Regions from separate parts of the Homo sapiens genome. Here regions 1, 2, 4, 5 and 6 are each linked to region 3. A link is a contact called in ENCODE Hi-C or POLR2A ChIA-PET data. All regions are on one chromosome and are shown on one strand. The core of a region is the stretch at or near the end of the contact, and the rest is flanking DNA. Distances in the headings are between cores, read along the strand shown. Region 1 overlaps ATP6V1E1 (ATPase H+ transporting V1 subunit E1). Region 2 holds the start of TMEM121B (transmembrane protein 121B). Region 3 holds the start of CECR2 (CECR2 histone acetyl-lysine reader). Region 4 holds the start of ADA2 (adenosine deaminase 2). Region 5 holds the start of HDHD5-AS1 (HDHD5 antisense RNA 1). Region 6 holds the start of SLC25A18 (solute carrier family 25 member 18).

What was found. Hi-C counts contacts between places; a loop is a spot of excess contacts on that map. ChIA-PET counts read pairs that join two places held with the same protein, here RNA polymerase II (POLR2A). Pooled maps may share reads with other maps.
Region 1: a pooled map shows a loop between it and region 3 (3-fold over the local background). The contact joins the enhancer-like site here to the promoter of CECR2 in region 3. A Hi-C loop is called at or near these places in 1 of 168 maps with a recorded cell type or tissue (HepG2) and 1 of 50 pooled maps. POLR2A ChIA-PET finds 5 or more read pairs at or near these places in 1 of 52 experiments (B cell).
Region 2: a pooled map shows a loop between it and region 3 (2.3-fold over the local background). The contact joins the promoter of TMEM121B here to the promoter of CECR2 in region 3. A Hi-C loop is called at or near these places in 4 of 50 pooled maps. POLR2A ChIA-PET finds 5 or more read pairs at or near these places in 2 of 52 experiments (H1 and WTC11).
Region 4: a loop to region 3 is called in a map of B cell, with 9 times the contacts of the local background. The contact joins the promoter of ADA2 here to the promoter of CECR2 in region 3. A Hi-C loop is called at or near these places in 20 of 168 maps with a recorded cell type or tissue (A673, B cell, CD4-positive, alpha-beta T cell and 11 more), 23 of 37 single-sample maps with no recorded cell type and 18 of 50 pooled maps. POLR2A ChIA-PET finds 5 or more read pairs at or near these places in 10 of 52 experiments (B cell, CD4-positive, alpha-beta T cell, Caco-2 and 7 more).
Region 5: a map of gastrocnemius medialis shows a loop between it and region 3 (3-fold over the local background). The contact joins the promoter of HDHD5-AS1 here to the promoter of CECR2 in region 3. A Hi-C loop is called at or near these places in 2 of 168 maps with a recorded cell type or tissue (gastrocnemius medialis and posterior cingulate gyrus) and 4 of 50 pooled maps. POLR2A ChIA-PET finds 5 or more read pairs at or near these places in 4 of 52 experiments (H1, OCI-LY7, WTC11 and 1 more).
Region 6: a map of gastrocnemius medialis shows a loop between it and region 3 (4-fold over the local background). The contact joins the promoter of SLC25A18 here to the promoter of CECR2 in region 3. A Hi-C loop is called at or near these places in 1 of 168 maps with a recorded cell type or tissue (gastrocnemius medialis) and 1 of 50 pooled maps. POLR2A ChIA-PET finds 5 or more read pairs at or near these places in 3 of 52 experiments (H1, RWPE1 and WTC11).

What each region holds. Positions count from the first base shown.
Region 1 is chr22:17,592,818-17,596,066 of GRCh38, forward strand. ATP6V1E1 (ATPase H+ transporting V1 subunit E1) reads right to left here. Exons shown (of 9, transcript NM_001696.4): 8 at 1,712-1,799. Among named protein-coding and RNA genes, the nearest start is that of SLC25A18, 31 kb to the left of the region's middle. Within about 2 kb of position 1,939, at least 4 of the 41 ENCODE cell types and tissues checked have a DNase peak (open chromatin) inside an H3K27ac peak, as active enhancers do; they include B cell, where a contact is called at or near this core.
Region 2 is chr22:17,119,140-17,122,629 of GRCh38, forward strand. TMEM121B (transmembrane protein 121B) reads right to left here and starts at 2,221. Exons shown (of 1, transcript NM_031890.4): 1 at 1-2,221. The coding sequence starts at 1,988. The coding sequence ends at 252. It overlaps LINC01664 (long intergenic non-protein coding RNA 1664), which reads left to right and starts at 2,456. Exons shown (of 4, transcript NR_103793.1): 1 at 2,456-2,900. RefSeq lists a silencer at 1,933-2,062 and an enhancer at 2,648-3,179.
Region 3 is chr22:17,368,118-17,371,331 of GRCh38, forward strand. It overlaps CECR2 (CECR2 histone acetyl-lysine reader), which reads left to right and starts at 1,343. Exons shown (of 19, transcript NM_001290047.2): 1 at 1,343-1,792. The coding sequence starts at 1,667. RefSeq lists silencers at 1,601-1,670, 1,681-1,780.
Region 4 is chr22:17,218,026-17,221,297 of GRCh38, forward strand. ADA2 (adenosine deaminase 2) reads right to left here and starts at 1,410. Exons shown (of 10, transcript NM_001282225.2): 1 at 1,331-1,410. RefSeq lists enhancers at 787-1,147, 988-1,057, 1,068-1,197.
Region 5 is chr22:17,157,446-17,160,777 of GRCh38, forward strand. It overlaps HDHD5-AS1 (HDHD5 antisense RNA 1), which reads left to right and starts at 1,944. Exons shown (of 2, transcript NR_024483.1): 1 at 1,944-2,392. HDHD5 (haloacid dehalogenase like hydrolase domain containing 5) reads right to left here and starts at 1,832. Exons shown (of 8, transcript NM_033070.3): 1 at 1,681-1,832. The coding sequence starts at 1,806. RefSeq lists a silencer at 1,514-1,843.
Region 6 is chr22:17,562,144-17,565,460 of GRCh38, forward strand. SLC25A18 (solute carrier family 25 member 18) reads left to right here and starts at 1,355. Exons shown (of 11, transcript NM_031481.3): 1 at 1,355-1,570. It overlaps LOC105372850 (a long non-coding RNA gene), which reads right to left. Exons shown (of 3, transcript XR_001755420.2): 2 at 2,126-2,360; 3 at 1,554-1,970. RefSeq lists a silencer at 1,126-1,420.

The DNA.
Region 1 (3,249 bases), core at 689-3,188, 230 kb after region 3:
TTTGAGACGGAGTCTCGCTCTGTCGCCCAGGCTGGAGTGCAGTGGCGCATCTCCGCTCATTGCAAGCTCACGCCATTCTCCTGCCTCAGCCTCCCAAGTAGATGGGACTACAGGTGCTTGCCACCATGCCTGGCTAATTTTTTTGTATTTTTAGTAGAGACGGGGTTTCACCATGTTAGCCGGGATGGTCTCGATCTCCTGACCTCGTGATCCACCCGCCTCGGCCTCCCACAGTGCTGGGATTACAGGCGTGAGCCACCAAGCCTGGCCAGAGTGCTGCACATCTTAACCACAGGTGGAAAGCCATGAACCTCTATGTGGCTGGGAAGGACTCACAAAGCCACGCACATCAAAGCCACCCTCTCCTTCCCTGAAGCAAGTAACACATTCCTTGGTGAGAAACTTAACTCATCCCAAATCTGGGGTTCAGACTGCTTACAAAAGGGACACATTAAAAAAAAACAAAACAAAAAAAAACCTAAAGTCACTACTATCTCAGACTTAACTCATCATAATCATCTCACCACAATATGCTGGGTCACCTACACTCTTTCTTCAACAAACATTTACTGAGTGCCTACTATGGCCACAGCAGCTGCAAAGAACACTTCCAATGCCAGCTTAGGCTGGAAGCACTTGCTACAGCCACTGATGAATCCTTAGGAGAACTTAACCCTGGACTTCCAAGGCTCGGCTGTCCAACAGGGCAGTCCTAGCTACAGATGGTTATTGTGTGCTGAGAAACTGAATTTTTCGGTTTAATTAAATATCCGTAAGTGAGTAGTGGCTATGATACTGGATGGGACAGTGGCTACTAGGAAACAATGTTCTGAGGTTTAAGTTACCAGAATATGAAAAAATCAAGGTGAAAGTGCTTTAGTTATAAGACAAGTATCTGCATAAACAGTAAACTGCATATCTAGGTCAGGGAATAACTAGGTTGGCAGCCACAGCAATAGACTCCCACTAGAAGTCTAGAAGATGCCCAGCATTTTAGAACAAATGGAATTTTCCTGGCTTGTTTCCTAGAGTTCCTGTGTACAAATCTGGAAACATCTGAAAAGCCAGCAGCTTTATGATAATTCCTTTAAATAAGTATTTGTGTCTGAGCACGGTGGCTCACACCTGTAATCCCAGCACTTTGGGAGGCCAAGGCGGGTGGATCACCTGAGGTCAGGAATTTGATAACAGCCTGGCCAACATGGTGAAACCCCGTCTCTACTAAAAATACAAAATTAGCCGGGTGTGGTGGCAGGTGCCTGTAATCCCAGCTACTCGGGAGGCTGAAGCAGGAGAATCGCTTGAACCTGGGAGGTGGAAGTTGCAGTGAGCCAAGACTGCACTCCAGCCTGCGCAAAAAAGAGTGAAACTCCATCTCAAAAAAGCAAAACAAAACAAAAAAACACAAGTATTTGCTTTAGTTCCCATCACTCCTGTTAGAGAAAGAACTTGTCAGCACCTTACATGTAGTAAAATGTACATATTCGAATCCTAGGTCAACAAAACACTTGTTCTGACCCCAAATTCACCCTCATGTAAATGTTACCACCTCAGCAAATGCTACTACATGCCCAATTCTCATTCTTTTTGAGAAAATGTCCAAAACTGGAAAGACAGCAACAAATCCCAAATACCAGTGAATGGACACGTGTTCTCTGTCCCACTTCAAAGTAACAGCAGACCAACTACCAAGAAGTACCCCCACACTCACCTGCTGGGCTATGAGATCCAGCCGGCTTTCCAGGGTGTTGGAAACCTTTATTTTACGATCTCCATTATAGATCTCAACTCCACCAGCTCTGCAAAAAAAAAAGCACAGGAAATAATCATTTTCAAAGACTTGAGAAAGATACATGGTACCCTTTACTCCCGCAGAGGAATGCCCTTGTCTTGGTGTGTAGACTGCGCAACCTAAGCAACAGGCTTGAAAGGAACTGAAAAAGCTTCTGAAGATGTAACGCACAGTTGGTTTCAGGAAACCCCAGTCCCCGCCTAGATGTCCATTATATGAAACAGCGTAGTATTTGCATACAACCATCACACATCCTCCCCTATATTGCAAATCATGTCTACAGCACTTAAAATAGCTAATACGATGTAAATGGTTGTTATACCGTAGTGTTTAGGGAGTGAAAAGAAAAAGTTGGTTGAATTCACAGGTGTGGACCCCAAAGATACAGAGAACTGACTGTATTCATCTCAATAACTGTCATTTACCAAGTGACACTATGTGTCAATTTGTTTTGTTTTTTTTGAGACTCGCTCTGTTGCCCAGGCAGGAGTGCAATGGTGCGATCTTGGCTCACTGCAACCTCTGCCTCCCGAGTTCAAGCAATTCTCCTGCGTCAGCCTCCCCAGTAGCTGGGATTACAGGCACCTGCCATCACGCCTGGCTAATTTTTGTATTGTTGTAGAGACGGGGTTTCACCATGTTGGCCAGGCTGGTCTTGAACTCCTGACCTCAGGTGATCCGCCCACCTCTGCCTCCACAAGTGTTGGGATTACAGGAGTGAGTCACCGCGCCCAGCCTGTGTCAATTTGATTTTATGTTACAAAACCTGTTTTAATTATCACAGCCAGCCCTCCCCAACAAAATGAAAAAGAGAGGATTTCATCTCAGTTTGCAAATCACTCAATCCTCATCTGAATGTTTTCTTAAGCCCAATCCTGCTCATTACTGATGAGGCCCTATCACGACTGCATGTGTGTCTGATAAAAGATGCCACTGCTGGCCGGGCGTGGTAGCTCACCCCTGTAATCCCAGCACTTTGGGAGGCCGAGGTGCTCCCAAACTCAAGTTTGAGGCCAGCCTGGCCAACATGGCGAAAGCCTGTCTCCACTAAAAATACAAAAATTAGCTGGGCATGGTGGGGCGTGCCTGTAGTCCCAGCTACTTGAGAGACTGAGGCAGGAGAATTGCTTGAACCCAGGAGGCAGAGGTTGCAGCAAGCCGAGATCACACCACTGCACTCCAGCTTGGGTGACAGAAAGAGACCCTTACTCAAAATACAACAACAACAACAAAAAAAGAGGCTGGGTGCGGTGGCTCACGCCTGTAATCCCAGCTCTTTGAGAGGCCGAGGTGGGCAGATCACGACATCAGGAGATTGAGACAATCCTGGCTAACAAGGTGAAACCCCGTCTCTACTAAAAATACAAAAAAAATTAGCGAGGCATGGTGGCGGGTGCCTGTAGTCCCAGCTAATCGGGAGGCTAAGGCAGGAGAATGGTGTGAACCTGGGAGGTGGA
Region 2 (3,490 bases), core at 971-3,470, 250 kb before region 3:
CCTTGGAGGTCAGGATTGGGGTAGGATAGGAGAAGAGAGGAGAGGGTAAGTGCACCTACCTCCCTCACCGTTAACTGCTGGTCTCCCTCCAAGCCGTCCTCACCCCAGGGTGCAGAAGAACACCCTGGCCCTTAGCCCTGAAAAGGGTTACCTCTTCCAAATAGACCCTGATCAAATCTAGGTGACAGAAGGTAGAAGACAAGGGGGTTGGGGACTCTCAACCCAAAAACAAGGACCCGTGCCCTTCACCCTCAATTCTGAGAGGCCACAGCCAGGGTGTTGACATAGCCATGAGCACCCCCCTCGTTCTCCGAGATGCAGTGGCCCAGCTGGGAGCCTCCCTGAGGTGGTGGCGGAGGTGGTGGAGGGGCGGAGGGCGGAGCACCGTAGCCCCCTCTGGCCCGACTCGGGGAGGCCCGATTGCCCCGGTCCCAGCAGCCCTCCAGGGCCTCCAGGCCCCGGCAGCCGAGGAAGAAGAGGTTCTTGAGCATGAAGATGGAGAGGGGCTGCTGGTAGCTGACCACCAGGAGGCAGCGCAGCGCCAGCAAGGGCACGTCCACCAGGCAGCCGCCCAGCAGGCGCAGAAGGCGGCTGCAGCTGCCAGGCCCGGAGGCCTGGCCCCAGGATGCAGCCGCTGCGGCCGCGGCGTTGAGCTCGTAGAGCCAGAGCACCGGCGAGGCGAGGGTGAGGAAGTAGACGGCGATAAGCAGGTAGCGCAGGTGCGCGGGCAGCGGCACGCGGCCCTCCAGCATCAGCTCCACCAGCGTGAAGCTGTCGAGCAGGTCCAAGCACGTGCCCAGGAAGCATCCGGCCGCGCGGTGCCGCTGGGGCTGCAGCAGCAGGGGTCCTGCCGATCCCGGGGGCGCGCCCGCCTCGCTGATGGCCCGCACCAAGCTGTAGAGCAGGGGCACCGACAGCGCCATGGTGAGACGGAAGCCCGTGGTGCCGAAGGGCGCGCGTAGCTCGATGAGGTCTAGGATGGACGTGCCCAGGATCAGCACCACCTTGGGAGTGAAGGCGATGGAGTAGATAAGCCAGGCCAGGTAGGCGAAGGCGAACTCGCCCGCTGCCGCGGCCGCCCCCAGGCCGCCCCCCGCGCCGCCGGCGCCCCCGCGGGCTCCGCGTGCCTTGGCCCCAGCGGTAGCGGCCGAGGGGGCGGGCAGATGCAGGGGCGGCGCGGCGTGGTGGTGGTGCAGGTGGTGGTTGTGCGCGCCGCTGGCTGCGCCGCCCCGACGGCCCCGGCTGTTCTTGGCGAAGAAGATGGCCCAGCCCACCACCACCACCAGGTCAGTGGCGATCCAGGAGCACCAGTACAGGTCGGTGACGGCGATGAGGTACAGGTCCAGCAGGCCGCCCTGCGCCAGCAGCAGCACCACGGACAGCGCCTGGTAGCCCCAGCGGCACCTGGGACTGGGGGCGCAGCCGCGGCGCCGACCTCTGCGGCCGGGGCGGTCTGGGCAGCCGCAGCAGCAGCAACACGGGCAGCAGGAGGCGCCGCTGCCGGTCCCGGTGCCGCCCGCGCCCCCCGCCGAGCGGCTCCCGGGGCCCCCGACGGCCCCGGCCGCGGCGCCCCCGCCGAAGTCCGCGGCTGTCATGCTGCAGGAGGAGGTGGGCGTGGAGGTGGAGGAGGAGGTGGCCGCTGAGGAGGAGAAGGCGACAGGCGCGGGGCCGGCGGGGGCGCCCACCTGAGCCGGCGGCCCCAGGAGCGCGGCGTTGGGCACCAGCGGCTTGCTGACGCTGAGGCTCTCGTCGTCGTCCTCGCGCTCGGCGCCCGTGCTGCTGCTCGGGGAGCCGCCGCCCCCGCCGCGTCTGCCGCCGCCTCCCCCGCGGCTGGTGCTGGTGCTGGTGCTGCTGTCGCCGGAGCCTCTCCGGCCGCGGAAGGAGCCCCCGCGGAGGAAGAGGGGCTGCAGCCGGGCGGCTGCCGGGGGCGGCGGGAAGGAACCGGACGCGGAGGAGACCGAGCGAGGGTGGCCGAGCGCCGGGCGCATTGTCCTCCGAGGGGCTCTGGGGCCGCCCAGCTGTTCCCTCCCCGCCAACCCCGGGCGGGCGAGGCGGGCTAGGCGGCCGAGGGGAGCCGGGGCCCGCCGCCTCCCCAGCAGTGGGGACTCGCACCTGGGCCGGGCGGCGGCGAGATCCGGACTGGAGCCACTGGACTGGGCGAGCCGGGCCGGGCGGCAGGGAGAGGGGGCAGGCGGTGAACCGAGCGGACCGCGGTGAAGACAGGCGAGGCGGGGGCGGGGCGGGGCGGGGCGGGGAGCGAGTCCCGCCGGGAGGGAGGGAGGCTGGCGGCGGGGAAACCAGGACTGGATTCGAGGGGGAGAGGAAGCAGCGAGACCAGAGGAGGAGAAAGCGCGGCGCGCTGGATCAACGGGAAGAGAAGGGGCGGGGGTGCAGTGCGTCACAGTCGGGTCGGGAGCCCTGTGGCCTGGAGGAAGCGGGAGGAGGCGCGGGCAGCCGCCAGGGCGAGGCGACCCGGTGCGGGGGGACTCCCATGGAGCGCGGACTCCTAAGGAAGTCGCTGGGAATCCCACCGGCTGTACCGCAGGGCGTTAGTACCTAGATGGCTTCGGTGCCCCCAAGCGATGGGCTCAAGCTACAGGGCGGGCTTTGCACCTGGCCTTCTCAGCTCTGAGGCAGGCAGTGGGCAGCTTCGCCTCCACCCTCCGTCCAGCGCCCTTCCCATGGGGCCATCCGCCTCTCCCTAAGGCACTAAAAACCAGTGGAGGAGTCAGGCCATGTTGGCAAAAAGGGCTCGGGCAGCAGCCCCAGACCTATAGTCCTAAATATCCATGTACCCAGCCCTGGGGTCGCGAGCCATCTCAGGGACGACCCGATTCCAGCGGATGGAGAAGTTCCCTGAAAACACCTGCCTGGGAGGAGAGACGAGGGAACGAGATTGGGCAAGTGGCATCCGCCCAGCGGGCTTCTCAAAGGTTTTTAAAGCAGAATGGGACGTAATAGGAAGATGTGTCTAGCAGAGAGTAAAATAAAGGGGCATTTAGAGGTGTGGGCACCTGGATGAAAACAAAGGCTCCAAAGGGATGATGGTGAGGGTTACAGCCCACCACAGTAGACAGAGACACCAAGGAAGGAATGCAGTCAGTGGCCCTGCGTAGACAGTCTCAGGAGAGAGCACACCAGCTCACCCCAGGACTCATCCAAGGCTGGGGATGGATGTCGATGCAGCAACTCTGGAAGGCAGAAGGTAGAGTGCTGCCTTTAGGGGTTTAAGGGAGAAGGAAATGACTAGAGCAGTTGGGGCTCAAAAACAATCTGAGGTTCACCAATAATGGAAACATCCCATTCCCAGCCCCATGAAAACAAGGCAGAAAGCTTGCCTGCCCTATTGGCCTCTGCACCCTTGTGGGGCCTGTGGGCTCCCTGATTTCATGACCTTTGAAGCTGCTGCTGCGGGCTCATCTCCCCTAGGTAACAGCTTGCAGCGTGATAACACCATGCAGTGTGAGGGAGCTGTATGCAGTGGAGCCGC
Region 3 (3,214 bases), core at 93-2,592:
TTAAAATTATGTTTCTGAATGCTGCCTTAAAAAATACAACAAGTTATTATCATAATAAAGTGAGGGAGAGTGGAGGGGTAATTATCCAGACAGCCCATTCCAAAATCTATCATATAAATTATCTCCAGATTGTACACTACTTAAAGGTAGAAGAGGATCTTTGAGTTTAACCCTTGTACACTTTGTGATTGTGCCTGTCACTCAATAAATAGTTGATTAATTTGGGGGACGCACCAGGAGCAGTGTTTCCTATCTGAAAGGTGGACCACCGAACTCAGAGGCGGCCCTCTGAGACCAGCAGGATGCAAGTGCGACGACCAATACAAATATCTGAGCATTCAATGGAGTTTTTCCAAACTTCTAGCCTGTTTCTGGGGTGATTTTTTTTCTTAGGATTTAGCAGTACTCCACCGCGCTACAGCAGTTAGCATTTCTAAAGCACACACTCCAACACCCTTCGGCCGTAGCACATTCAATCCCTCCGCCGGGGCGTGGGGGTCTCCTCCCCTCCGAGCACAGTCCCCGGCTTCCCGATCTCCTCTGCCCCATCCCCCCGCCTTCCAAGCACATTGTGCTCACTCTTCCAGGCAGCTCTTTCAGCGGCCGGGCAGTAGCAGGGTTCCGAGCCCGTCTTCTCCGGGGCGGTCACACGTGTCCATTCCCTGGGGTTGGGGATCGCTCTTCCCGCTTGGCTGCTGATTGGTGCCTCCCCCTACCCCACCCTTCCCGCCGCTCTCCAGCCTCCATCCTACTTCGTTCCAGCTCAATCAGCCCCACCGCCTTCTTCCCTCGGAGAAAAAAGCCACTTCAGAGCTCCTTGGGCGCCGTTCTCGGCTGGAATAAAAGCGTTAAGAAACAGGTGGAAAGCACTTCACTTCTCTAGGCTTCATATTTCTAGGGTGGACAGCCCGCTCCTGCTCCGGCTCTGCCCTCGGCATCAATAATAACTGAACTCCCACACGTGCACGTTTCTGTCTCTAGCCCGACCGAAAGGACCACCCCGCGGGCCCTTTAAAAGGACGCGACCACTCAGGCCAAGTGGGGGTGGGAGAGCTCCTGGCCGTCCTCCCTTGGGAAAGTGCTTCAACTCCCCAGTCCCAAAGTCCTGGAGGGCGGAGGGCGCCTCGTGAGAGTTCTCGGGGGTGCGGCCCGCGCCCCCTGGGTCCTGCGGATCTGGGCCCGGGGGCGCGCGCCCCGCCCCTCCCCCTCCCTGGCGGTGCAGCTGTCCGGGCGGGGGTGGGGCGGGGGCGGGGGTTGTTGTTGTGGCGCGGGCAGCCCCGCCCCCTCCTCGTGGGCGGCCCCTCCCCCAGGCCCCGCGTCCGGCCCCTCCGCCCCTAGCCCCATCTGTTTCTCCGGCGGGGACTCGATTATATTGTAGGGGACTGGGGGCGGCCGCCGCCGCAGCCGCGGGATGGGGCGAGCGCGCGGACCCCGCGGGCAGCCGCAGCCGCAGCCGCCTCAGTAGTTCGGGCCCCCGCGCCGCCGCCCCCCGCCCGGCGCCCGCCCTCGGCTCCTGCACTCGCCGAGCGGCGGCAGCAGCGGGAGGAGCGCCCCGCCGCCCCCGCCGAGGACCGCGCGGAGGCTGCGGCGCTGCCGCGGCGGGAGTCCCAGGTCGGCGGGCAGAGCGCGGGCAGCGAGGGGCCGCCGCCTGTGCCGCAGCGGGGAGATGTGCCCAGAGGAGGGCGGCGCGGCCGGGCTGGGCGAGCTCCGCTCCTGGTGGGAGGTCCCGGCCATCGCGCACTTCTGCTCGCTCTTTCGCACCGCGTTCCGCCTGCCCGACTTCGAGATCGAGGTGAGTGGCCGCGCGGGCGGGAGGCGGCGCGCTGCGCCCCCTGCTCCCCCTGCCCCGCGCGGGGTGTCCCGGGCCGTCGCGCAGAGGGGCCGGGGCCCGAGGGACTTCGGCCGGGAGTCGGGGGCCAGGAGGAGGGCGCAAAAGGGCAGGAGGGCGGGCGGGGGCCGCCGGGCTGTGCCCGGGTGCCGAGGGGCGTCGGGCCGGGGACGCCGGATCCTGGGGTGGAGGAGCAGGCACCGCGAGGGCGGGGCGGGCCCGTGCTTTTGTGGGAGAGGGAGCGGGAGCGGGACCCGGCGACCCTCCCGGGACTTCTCCGGTGGGCTGGGGCTGGGTGTGGGCGCGAGGGCTGCGCGCGCTCGCCGCCCGGTGCCATTGAGGCGCGAGCCAGCTGCTCCGGCGGGGCCGGGCGCGGGGGGGGGGCCCGCGCGGGATTAACTCGGACCGGGGCGGGAGTCGGCCGCGGCCGGCGGGGAGGGCTAGCCCCGCTCTGGCGGGCGGGCGCGTGGCAGGGGCTCCCGGAGGCCCCAAGCTCCCGGGAGGCGCTCCGGCCAACTTCGGGCCGGTGGGGACCGGGCCTGGGCGCGGGGCTCTGGAGGTGTGGAAGGAAAGTTTGGGACTCCGTTATTCTTCCACAGCGTCCTTCCTCCCGTAATATCCAGCCTCTTTATCGCGGGGCTCGGGAGCCCTTGGAGTTGATCTCGCCACCATTATCCCCCCGGGCGAGCGCGGAGGACGGGCTGGCCATTCTGGCCAGGCCGGAGGTGTTTTCCAGCCCGGGGCTTTGTGATAACTGGGCCGAAACCCGAGGGTCCTGGAGCGCGGCGGGTGGCGGGAGCTTGCGGAGCGCGGCGCACTCGGCGGCCAGGCATCGGCCAGCCCAGCGGCAGCCCCCTTTCTCCTATTTTTATTTTTATTTTTGGAAGGAGCTGAGAATTAGTCGATTGGTTGGCAGGTTGAATTGCCTTCTCTTCTATGGCAATATGTGTCGTGACTTTTCACCTTTTGCCTTTGGACAAAGGTGAATGGCAACTGCGTTGGTCAGTTTTTGTTTTCTGTTCTGCGGATGGGTTCGCCGACGCAGTAATCAAAATTAGAGCCACTCTTTTGGAAGAGCAAATCGTTGTTGTTGCCTCCCCAGCCCCACGGATCTTACTTTGTGCCATTTTCGGGTTGATTTTAACTCGTTTATTTCAGAGCTCTTTGCCTCACCTTTATTTTTAGATTTAGTCGTGTTTGCTGAAATATCAGTTGCTTCTTCTGTGAATGAAGTGTGGGAACTTGCTCTCGTCGCAGTTAATGAAATCAGGAAAATAAAAAGATCAAAAGGGTTGGGGATGGGAGAATGAAGAGGAATGTAGACAGATAGTCTAGGGCCACTCACTGGCTTTTGGCGATTCTTAGTTCCTTAAGCTGATTAAAACA
Region 4 (3,272 bases), core at 160-2,659, 150 kb before region 3:
AAGATCAGTGGTTTTCCAAGTGCAGCATGAATATCATCAGTGGCATAAATACAATCTTAGGTGGCTCACAAATGGATAGGGGTTATGTTGACAGATAGGTAATTTTAAAACATGTATTAGCACATCAAACCCATGATATCGTAACTATTATTGTTTTTGTTGAAAAATTTTTAAGTTAAAGAAAAATATTAAGTAAATAGAGGTGCAAGGATATGACAAAAATGGAAAGTTTGCTACTCATTAAATCATTTTAATATCCAAGATTCTTCCCAGCTCAGTTATTCTGTAGTACATCAGATAGCAAAGAAAATTTTAAGAAGGAACTAGTATCAGCAATATGCAGTTATGGCAGAAGCTGTACCCCCAAAATCAGAGTGCTGGACGTCAGCAGAACCCCTTTAACTTCATTAAGTCCTTGACTCTCTTTTTTGACCACGGTGTTTGCCTGCTACTAAAATCTCTAGGGCAGGAGCACGGTGACTTCTATGTCACCATCCCACCTACCCCATGCCACATTCTCCATCAACAGCCCCGCCCCTTGTCCCTGTCTCCCTGGTGACACATAACAAAGGCCATCAAGCTCCCAAATCTTCAACTCCATCCTCTCCAAGAAGGACCCCAAAAGCATTTGTGTCCCAGCAACTGTGAACTTTTCCAGGCTGCCAGACAGAAGTTTATCTAATGGTGGTCAAGACCTGCCTGGTTGAATACTAGTAAAAACAATCCTTATTCACAATTTATTGCTATATCTACTTCATCTTCTCTCCTCCACAAGATTTTCCTTTTACTTTTAAAAGAGGATGCATGAAAACTTCATAAAGTAGTTTGCTTCCAGACTAAGAAGAAAGGAGGCTGGGTGTGGTGGCTCTGCCTGTGATCCCAGCCCTTTGGAAGGCCGAGGCAGGCAGATCACCTGACGTCAGTCGTTCAAGACCAGCCTGGCCAACACGGTGAAACCCCGTCTCTACTAAAAATACAAAAATTAGCCGGGCGTGGTGGTGGGTGCCTGTAATCACAGCTATTAGGGAGGCTGAGGCACAAGAATGGCTTGAACTCGAGAGGCAGAAGTTGCAGAGAGCCGAGATCGTGCCACCACACTCCAGCCTGGTGACAGTGGAGTAGGCCACATGCATCTGTGGTCCTGAGTAAATGCCCTTGGGCCCATTTTCAAAAGCCTGTTGGGAGAAAGCCTGTTACTCCTCCACTGAGAGTCTCAGACCCAGCTCAGATGGAGACAGGGAGAGGTGCAGGTGGATCAAGCCCAAGCTCCGGACTTCCCAGCTACCTCCTGAACCTCATCATCCCACAGCTCCCAAAGGACCCCAGTTACCTCGGAACAGCTCCAGAAACTGAGGGCTGTTTGCTCAGCGCCCCAGCATCTGTGCAGAGCACCGGAAAAGCTCACCAACTGTTTCACTTCCTGTTGGGGTAGGTTTTATTTCCCTCCAGTGTGCACCAGGGATCCAACTAGAGGCCGGGGAGAGGGGCTCTGCAGTGCTGAGGCAGCCAGAGTGGCAAGTGTGTGGCTTACATGCATGCTTGCTGTGTGCATCTGAGTTTGATGTGGGGGGCTTGTGCGCATGTTCATGTGGGTGTTTGTGTGTTCGTGTGTGTTTCGGTTTATGTGCATGTGGGGTTTGTTTTTTTTTTTTTTTTTTTTTTTTTGTAGACAGAGTTTCACTCTTGTTGCCCAAGCTGGAGTGCAATGGCGCAATCTCAGCTCACTGCAGCCTCCGCCTCCCGGGTTCAAGCAGTTCTCCTGCCTCAGCCTCCCGAGTAGCTGGGATTGCAGGCGTGCGCCACCATGCCCCACTGATTTTTTGTATTTTTAGTAGAAATGGGGTTTCACCATGTTGGTCAGGCTGCTCTCGAACTCCTGACCTCAGGTGATCCGCCCACCTCGGCCTCCCAAAGTGCTGGAATTACAGGCGTGAGCCACCATGCCCGGCCGCATGTGGGTTTATTTGTGTTGGAGGGAGGGTGTGTGTGTGTTTGTGTGTACTGTGTCTTTGAAAGGTCCACAGCATGTTGGTTTTGGAAACAAGCACCGCAAAGAGGCACTCCAAAATCTGTTCATGAACTCTGGGAAGTTCTCCTTCCTCAAAATGTGATTGTGGACTGTGGGGCAACCCATTAGACAGAGAGTAAAAAGTAGCTATAATAAAATATATGTTTTAGGGGGGAAATCAGGGATGCGGGGACAGGACAGTAGAGGGGGCAGGAGGTAGGAGACAAGAGCTGGGGTGTGAAGAGGACCAGCAAGAACAACGCTCCAAGGGACAAGTGGAGCAGACAAGGCTCCTGTACCCAGGACGGTCAGAGTCAGACCTCGCTTTGTAGCTGGCCTTAGCACTGTAGCAGTGGGGCCTCGACCAAGTTGTTTCAACTCTCTATACTTCAGTTTCCTCATCTGAAAATGTGGATAATAAAAGCACCCACCACAGAGGGTCCATTGTCAGAATTAAAGGAAAAACACATGCAAAGTACCTGCCACATAGAAAGCTCTTGATAAATATTAGCCATGACTATTCTTAGAAGTAACTATTGGGATGCCTCATCCAAGCCAATTAGAAATGCAGACATGGGAGGCTACACCAGGGACCTCCATGTCACATGCATGGTCTAAAGACTCGATTGCACCCCACTCCTCCCCAGTCCCACTCAAATCTACCCCCAAGACCCCAAATCTACCCCCAAAAGCCCACGGCAGTTTCAGTTCTGCAGCTCCCATACATCTGGAGCCTTGATGCTCCTTTTTGTCATTTTCTCCAAAAAGTACCAAGGTCATTCATTTAATAAACAGGAAGAAATCCCAAAGTGAAAACACAGAGGGGTCAGGGATTCCCTCATCAAGAGTTCAAGACTAGGCTGGGCTCAGTGGTGCATGCCTGTAATCCCAGCACTTTGGGAGGCCGAGGCAGGTGGATCACAATGGAAGGGGTTCGAGACCAGCCCCTACTAAAATACAAAAATTAGGTGTGGTGGTGCGCACCTGTAATCCCAGCTACTTGGGAGGCTGAGGCAGGAGAATTGCTTGAACCCTGGAGGTGGAGGTTGCAGTGAGCTGAGATTGCACCATTGCACTCCAGTCTGGATGACAGAGTGAGATTTTGTCTCAAAAAAAAAAAAAAGAGTTTAACACTAATTTTTTGAAAGTTAGAGGAAGCAGAATGCACCGCAAGTAATAAGGAGAAACAAGATTGATTCCAGCGCCGCACAAAGGGAAACCACCAATTCTGAAAGTAAATCATGTGAAGGGTTTTTTGTGGGTT
Region 5 (3,332 bases), core at 694-3,193, 210 kb before region 3:
GGAAAGCTATGTAAATTGCCTTAAGTGAAGCCGCTAACAGACTGCACAGGATTCAATTCTAAAGCTCGTGCTCAAACTCTGTCATCCTGCATTCTTCTTTTTCTGCTCTACCGGAAGAGTCACTTGGAGACATTTCGGGACTCTGCAGAGATGCTAGAGCCAATACAACAGTTATAAATAAGGGCGATATTTCCTTATATTTATATCCTGACAGTTTGTAAGTCCTTTTATCAACATATTCTAATTTCAAACTTCCACCTTGGTCACGTCTAGCTATGTGACACTGGCCAAGTCACTCAGCTGCTTTGAACCTTAGCTGCTCCATATTTAAAAATCATAAAAATAATACAGCTGTTAAGAGCTTAGACTCTGGCACCAGACTACCTGAGTTCCAGATTCTGCCACTTACCAGCTGTGTGCCCTTGGGTAAGCTGCTTAACCTCTCTGTGCCTCTGCTCCATCTATAAAATGGGAAGACTAATAATAGTACTTTCCTCGGAGTTGTTATAAAGATTATACGAATAACTGTGAAGTACTTAGAATAGTGCCTGGCACAAAGTAAGCACTATGTGTTTTTTTCATGCAAGTAATTTGGCCGGGTGCACTGGCTCATGCCTGTAATCTCACCACTCTGGGAGGCCAAGATGTGAGGATCATCTGAGGTCAAAAGTTCGAGACCAGCCTGGCCAACATGGTGAAACCCTGTCTCTACTAAAAATACAAAAATTAGCCGGATGTGGTGGCGGGTGCCTGTAATCCCAGCTACTCGGGAGGCTGAGACAGAAGAATCGCTTGAACCCGGGAGGCGGAGGTTGCAGTGAGCAGAGATTGCGCCACTGCACTCCAACCTGGTGACAGAGATGCCGTCTAAAAAAAAAAAATGCAAGGATTACTGTGAAATCCGTATGTTAATGTAAAATATTACTTGTGCGTTTAGAAGACAAAGTGATTCCTTTTTCCAGAAAAGGCAAAACGGCCCAAGGGAGCGTGAGAGCCGTGGATCTGACCAACCTGGTTTAGTGTCCTGTGCCGTCTCCCAGCTGCAGGACCTGAGAAAACGTACTTGAAAACTCGTCAAGCTTCGGCTTCCTGACCACACAAGGTCACACCTTCTCAGAAGTTGCGGGGAGGCTCACACATCACTACCGCGCCGGGCACACAGCAGGCGCCGGCTCCAGCCCTCCTGCTCCCGCCCGCGGAGCCTCCAGCGCTCAGTCGAGGTCACAGCGAGCTGAACTGAACCCAAGGCCCGCACCAAACCCACAGGCACTTGGGGGCGGAGCACCCGCAGGCGCGGCTCCCGGCGCGCGGCCCAGTTTCCTCCACATGCAGATGAAAATCACGACCCAAACGTCCTCATGGTGGAAATCAGAAGACGCGCAGGGAAAACAGGGACGCGGAAACTGCCGGGAAGCGCAGGGGCTGACAAGCAGCCTGGCCCAGGCCGTCCCACGAGCGCTCTCCCGCGGGAGTAGCGTTTCCGAGGCCGCCAGCGAGTCAGAGGAAGGCAGGGCGCATCCGCCCTCCAGCAAGAACGCGATGCACTCGGGCGCGACGACGGTCCAGGCAGTTCCCAGGAGGCTGGGATACCAGCCCGGCCGCCCCTCCTTCCCCGCGGCTCCCCGCCCCGCCTCCGGCCCTGAGTGGCGAGTGGCTCGGCCAGAACCCGGACGTCCTCACCTGAGCGGGGCCCACAGCATAGCACCTGCGGGCGGGGCGGCCCTGGAGCCCCGCAGCCGCGCGCGCCGCCCGCCAGCAAAGCCCACGCGCCGCGCCGAGCGCAGCCACACAGCCCCACGCAGCCATCCGGCCGTCGCCGTGCGCACGTGCACGGCGTGCGGCCCCCCCCCCCCGCGAGTCCGTCCGCTGCACAGCCAATCAGCGGTCGGCGCGCGCGGCATCACGGGAGTTGTAGTCCTGTAAGCGCGCGGAGCCCGTCGGGCGCCTATGGAACTCGACCCGCAGGCCAAAGGGGCTCCGTTGCAAGGAAGAAGTGCGGGGTCCCGCCGCCTCCTAGACCGAGATCGCGGTGAGCTGGCCGCGGCGCACAATGGGCACGGCCTGGGCGGCGGCGTCCGTACTATCGCCCTGTGCCTGCGGATCCCGGTAACATTGCGCGGCAGGCCCCAGGCCGGCCTCCCTCAGCTTCGCGGACTGTCTGGGCCGGGGGTCTCAACCTTGACTTCAGGGCCGGGCCGCTGGGGCAGACCCTTAGTGATGTTCAGGTCCTCTGGGCCCCTGCCAGTCAAGGGACGCTCGTCGCGCGCCAATTGTTAAGTCTTTCATTGTTTCTGTAAACCTGCTGACGCCCTCCCAGCGCATAGGGAGACTGCGCACGTGAGTCCGCCCCCGCGCGCACTGCGGAGAGGTAGAGGCACGAATGTAGTACAAGGTACAAAATGACTACTCCAGAGAGGGCCAGATGACTAAGTCAGCAAACACTTAGGGAACACGACTGTGTCCGCTGCGCGTTTCCCGGAGTAGACACAAGGGTGAATGAACAAAGAATGGATTTCGGTCACTGAAAGTGGAGAGGTAGCCGACTCCGTCCGTGGAGGCCCTTAGCAGAGCTGGATCTGGTAGTCCCCCGGTCATGAGGGGAGATTCTGCTGGAGGAAAGAGGTCTCCATTCCCACCGTTTGAAATGTGTAGGATGCCCTCAGATTCTTTGGCCCATTCATAGGTATAGCTATGCTAAAAACGCGGGACCCTACAATGTACTTAGCACTAGCAGAGAGGGAGTCGAGGATATGGACAGAGACTGCACTAGCTCACACATTAGCAGGCCAGGGTGCGGTGGCTCACCCCTGTAATCCCAGAACTTTGGAAGGTCAAGGTGGGAGGAAAACTTGAGTCCAGGAGTTCCAGACCAGCCTGGGCAACATAGGGAGACCCCTTCTCTATTTTAAAAATAATAAAATAGGGCCGGGTGCGGTGGCTCACACCTGTAATCCCAGCACTTTGGGAGACTGAGGCGAGTGGATCAGGAGGTCAGGGGTTCAAGACCACCTAGCCAAGATGGTGAAACCCCGTCTCTGCTGAAAACTGCAAAAATTAGCCAGGCGCGGTGGCAGGCGCCTCAAGTCCCAGCTACTCGGGAGGCTGAGGCAGGAGAATCGCTTGAACCCAGGCAGCAGAAGTTGCAGTGAGCCGAGATTGCGCCAATGCACTCCAGCCTGGGTGACGGAGTGAGACTCCGTCTTGAAAAAAAAAAAAATAATAATAATAATAATAAAATGAAGAAGTAGTTAGCGGTGTCCTTTGGTCCTCAGCTTTGAAGGGCAAGATCTTAATTCAGTTCAACTACAGCTAATCAGAATTTGGAAGACTAA
Region 6 (3,317 bases), core at 105-2,604, 190 kb after region 3:
ATGAAAAAAAAAAAAAAAGATAGGCTTTAATTTTTCTTGAGACAGGGTTTCACTCTGTTGCCCAGGCTAGGTACAGTGGCATGGTCTCAGCTCACTGCAGCCTCAATCTCCCGGGCTCAAGCAGTCCTCTCACCACAGCCTCCCAAGCAGCTGGGACTACAGGGGCACCCCACCACACCCAGCTAATTTTTTGTCTCACGATGTTGCCCAGGCTGGTCTAGAACTGAGCTCAAGTGATCTGTCTGCCTCAGCCTCCCGAAGTGCTAGGAATTACAGGCGTGAGCCACTGTGCCCGGCCTTTATTTTTTATAAGGAACTTAGCCATTTAGAGTGCTTCCAGATTTATCTTCTTCGGGCCAAAACCAGCAACAAATATATGTACCAAAAGTTAGCATCTTCCACTGGTTAACTGTTTCAAAACAGTGCAGTAGGCAGTGTAAATGTGGCTCTATTTTTGGAACTGTTACTGTTTAACGCTTGTTAAGCATCCTGGGTAAATATATCTTACACAGATAATCCTACACAGTGAGCTTCTTAAAATAAGAGCATAAAAGCTACTCGGGCAAGATTTAGGGAGACAGGAAGCTATACATTGTTACTGTAGATTAGTCTCAAAAGTTCTGATCAACTTTCTATTTTGACATTTGGAGACATCCATAGGTGCTTCTCTTGTTAAAGATTAATGTCTCTTGTCTCTAAACCAATTCGTGTTACTGGAAGGAAAGGCAACGCAAGTTTTATAAATCAGCCCCTTTGTGGGCTCCATTTTGCTATACTCTATGTTCTCTGAGAGTGCTACCAACGGAATTGAGAAAATAACCATCCAGACGGGCTATTTGGGGGCTGATCTTTACCCTGGAATCTTCCTGGAAGGTGAACGGCCTATGTCATGCAGTTGTTATGCAAGAGGTATCATGGGACCTTTCCTTCTGGGCGCTCATGGAGCCGCGGCAGAGCCCTGGGTGACCCAGCAGCAGCTGCCTGCTGTGTGGCTGCCTTCACTGTCCTCCCCCACAACTGCTGTTGATTTCTCTGCATTGACCCTGCAGATGTTTCCCTGGCCTCGTGGTGTTCCTTTGGACTTTTAAGGGACCTCTGTGCATCTATTTTAGTCCCCTTTCTGCTAGCAATGCTCACTCCCCTAGTTTCCTTAAGCAGTTTTATAAAAAACCTTCAGTGAAAAATACTAGCCAAGAAGGCGAAGGCATCTGGAAAATCCCCAGATTTGGCTATTGTGTGCTGCAATGCCAGCCCCCTTCTACAGCCATGACATGCATATCAATGCAGGTGCCCTTGAGACTCCTGCAGGTTCGAGAAAGCATGACATGCTCCCAGAATCCTGGATTTGGACTTCATTCTGGACAGCATATGACAAGGACGAGGACCCCTATTCTAGCCAGTTAAAGCTGGACAGAATTTTTAAAAGCAATGAAGCCAGTTCCTTGGATATATCCACGGGCTTTGCTTTGAGAAGGAACTGAGTAGGCAGTGAGAAGAGTCGAGTGAAGCCTGGCCCGTGAGTGCCTCAACAACTGAGATGAACGTCGACTCGCTTGCAGGCAAGTTGTCAGTAAGTATTTATTAAATACCCACCGTGAGCCTTGTACTTTGCCTAGTTACTAAGAAACCAAAAGGGGGAAAAATAGCCTCATCTGCTCAGAGTTCATAATAAACCTGTATTGTGAATACAGAATACAGAAAAACTGGACTCTAGTGAGGTGCTAGAAAGAGTGTACTGCTTAGCTGAGATAGCAGATGAAGGAAAAATATTTTTGGTTCCTCCCTGCCATGCAATCGTACCGGGAGGGTGGAGTGTTGGTGTTCTCAGCCCATTTAATTTGGATGGAGCTGCGGGCTCATCAGTTTGGGGACTGGCTTCATCGCTTGTTCTGTCCAGCAGTCGCGTCTTCTCGGACTCCTTGTTCCAGCTTGAATTCCTCTTTTGCCCTGGCTCCACTCTAAGACGAAGACTGTGTAATTCAGAAAATGCAGCGCAAGTAATTATGTCCAGTGTGATGCTAAACATTTCCCAAAGGCAGCGTAGATCTGCAGAAACTGCAGCTTGGGAGAAGTGATGGTGTTCCTCTCCCCACCACCTCAGCCTGCCCTGATCATTCTCACTCACATGATCTATTGTGATGTTCTCACAATGTAGCCTGGCCATCATCTGGGAACTTGCTGGAAATGCAGATTTTGGCATCCCGCCTAAGACCTTAAACTGAAGAAGGGCCTAGCTCTCTCTTGTAACTAGCAACAGATGCAACCTGCATGGTTCTGATGCAAACTGACCTGGAAGAATGGCCCTGGCATTTACATTTTGGTCCTTAGATGCAGGTAATCTGAGCTGAACATCTTCAAACCTGAGGCATAGCATAGAAAAAAGAATACAAACAGTTTATATAAAGTAAAAAAAATTTTTAGAAAGGACTTAAGTTGGCTGGGGCGCGGTGGCTCACACCTGTAATCCCAGCACTTTGGGAGGCCAAGGCGGGCGGATCACGAGGTCAAGAGATGGAGACCATCCTGGCTAACGTGAAACCCCATCTATACTAAAAATACAAAAAATTAGCCAGGCGTGGTAGCAGGTGTGGTAGTCCCAGCTACTCGGGAGGCTGAGGCAGGAAACTCACTTGAACCTGGGAGATGGACGTTGTAGTGAGCCAAGATTGAGCCAGTGCACTCCAGCCTGGGGGACAGAGCAAGACTCTGTCTCCAAAAAAAAAAAATCAGGCCCAGGCAACATAATGAGGCCCCACCTCTACAAAAAAATAATTGTTTTAATTAGCCAGGTTGATGGTGTGCACCTGTGATCCCAGCTACTCAGGAGGGTGAGGTGGGTGGATCGCTTGAGCCCAGGAGCCCTCCCTCGGGATGCTCTTATTTCTGCCTGCAGCCTCATTTGTCACTCTGTGCAGACTCATTCTGTTTTTGTTTTGTTTTGTTTTGTTTTGTTTTTGAGACAGTCTTGCTCTGTCACCCAGGCTGGAGTACAGTGGCACAATCTCGGTTCACTGTAAACTCCGCCCCCCCGGGTTCACGCCATTCTCCTGCCTCAGCCTCCCGAGTAGCTGGGACTACAGGTGCCTGCCACTATACCCAGCTAATTTTTTGTATTTTTTAGTAGAGACGGGGTTTTGCCATGTTGGCCAGGATGGTCTCGATCTCCTGACCTCGTGATCCACCCACCTCGGGCTCCCAAAGTGCTGGGATTACAGGCGTGAGCCACCACGCCCTGCCAAATTTTCTATTTTTTAATAGAGATAGGGTCTTGCCAAGTTGAAGTGCAGTGGTATGATCATAGCTCACTGCAGCCTCCA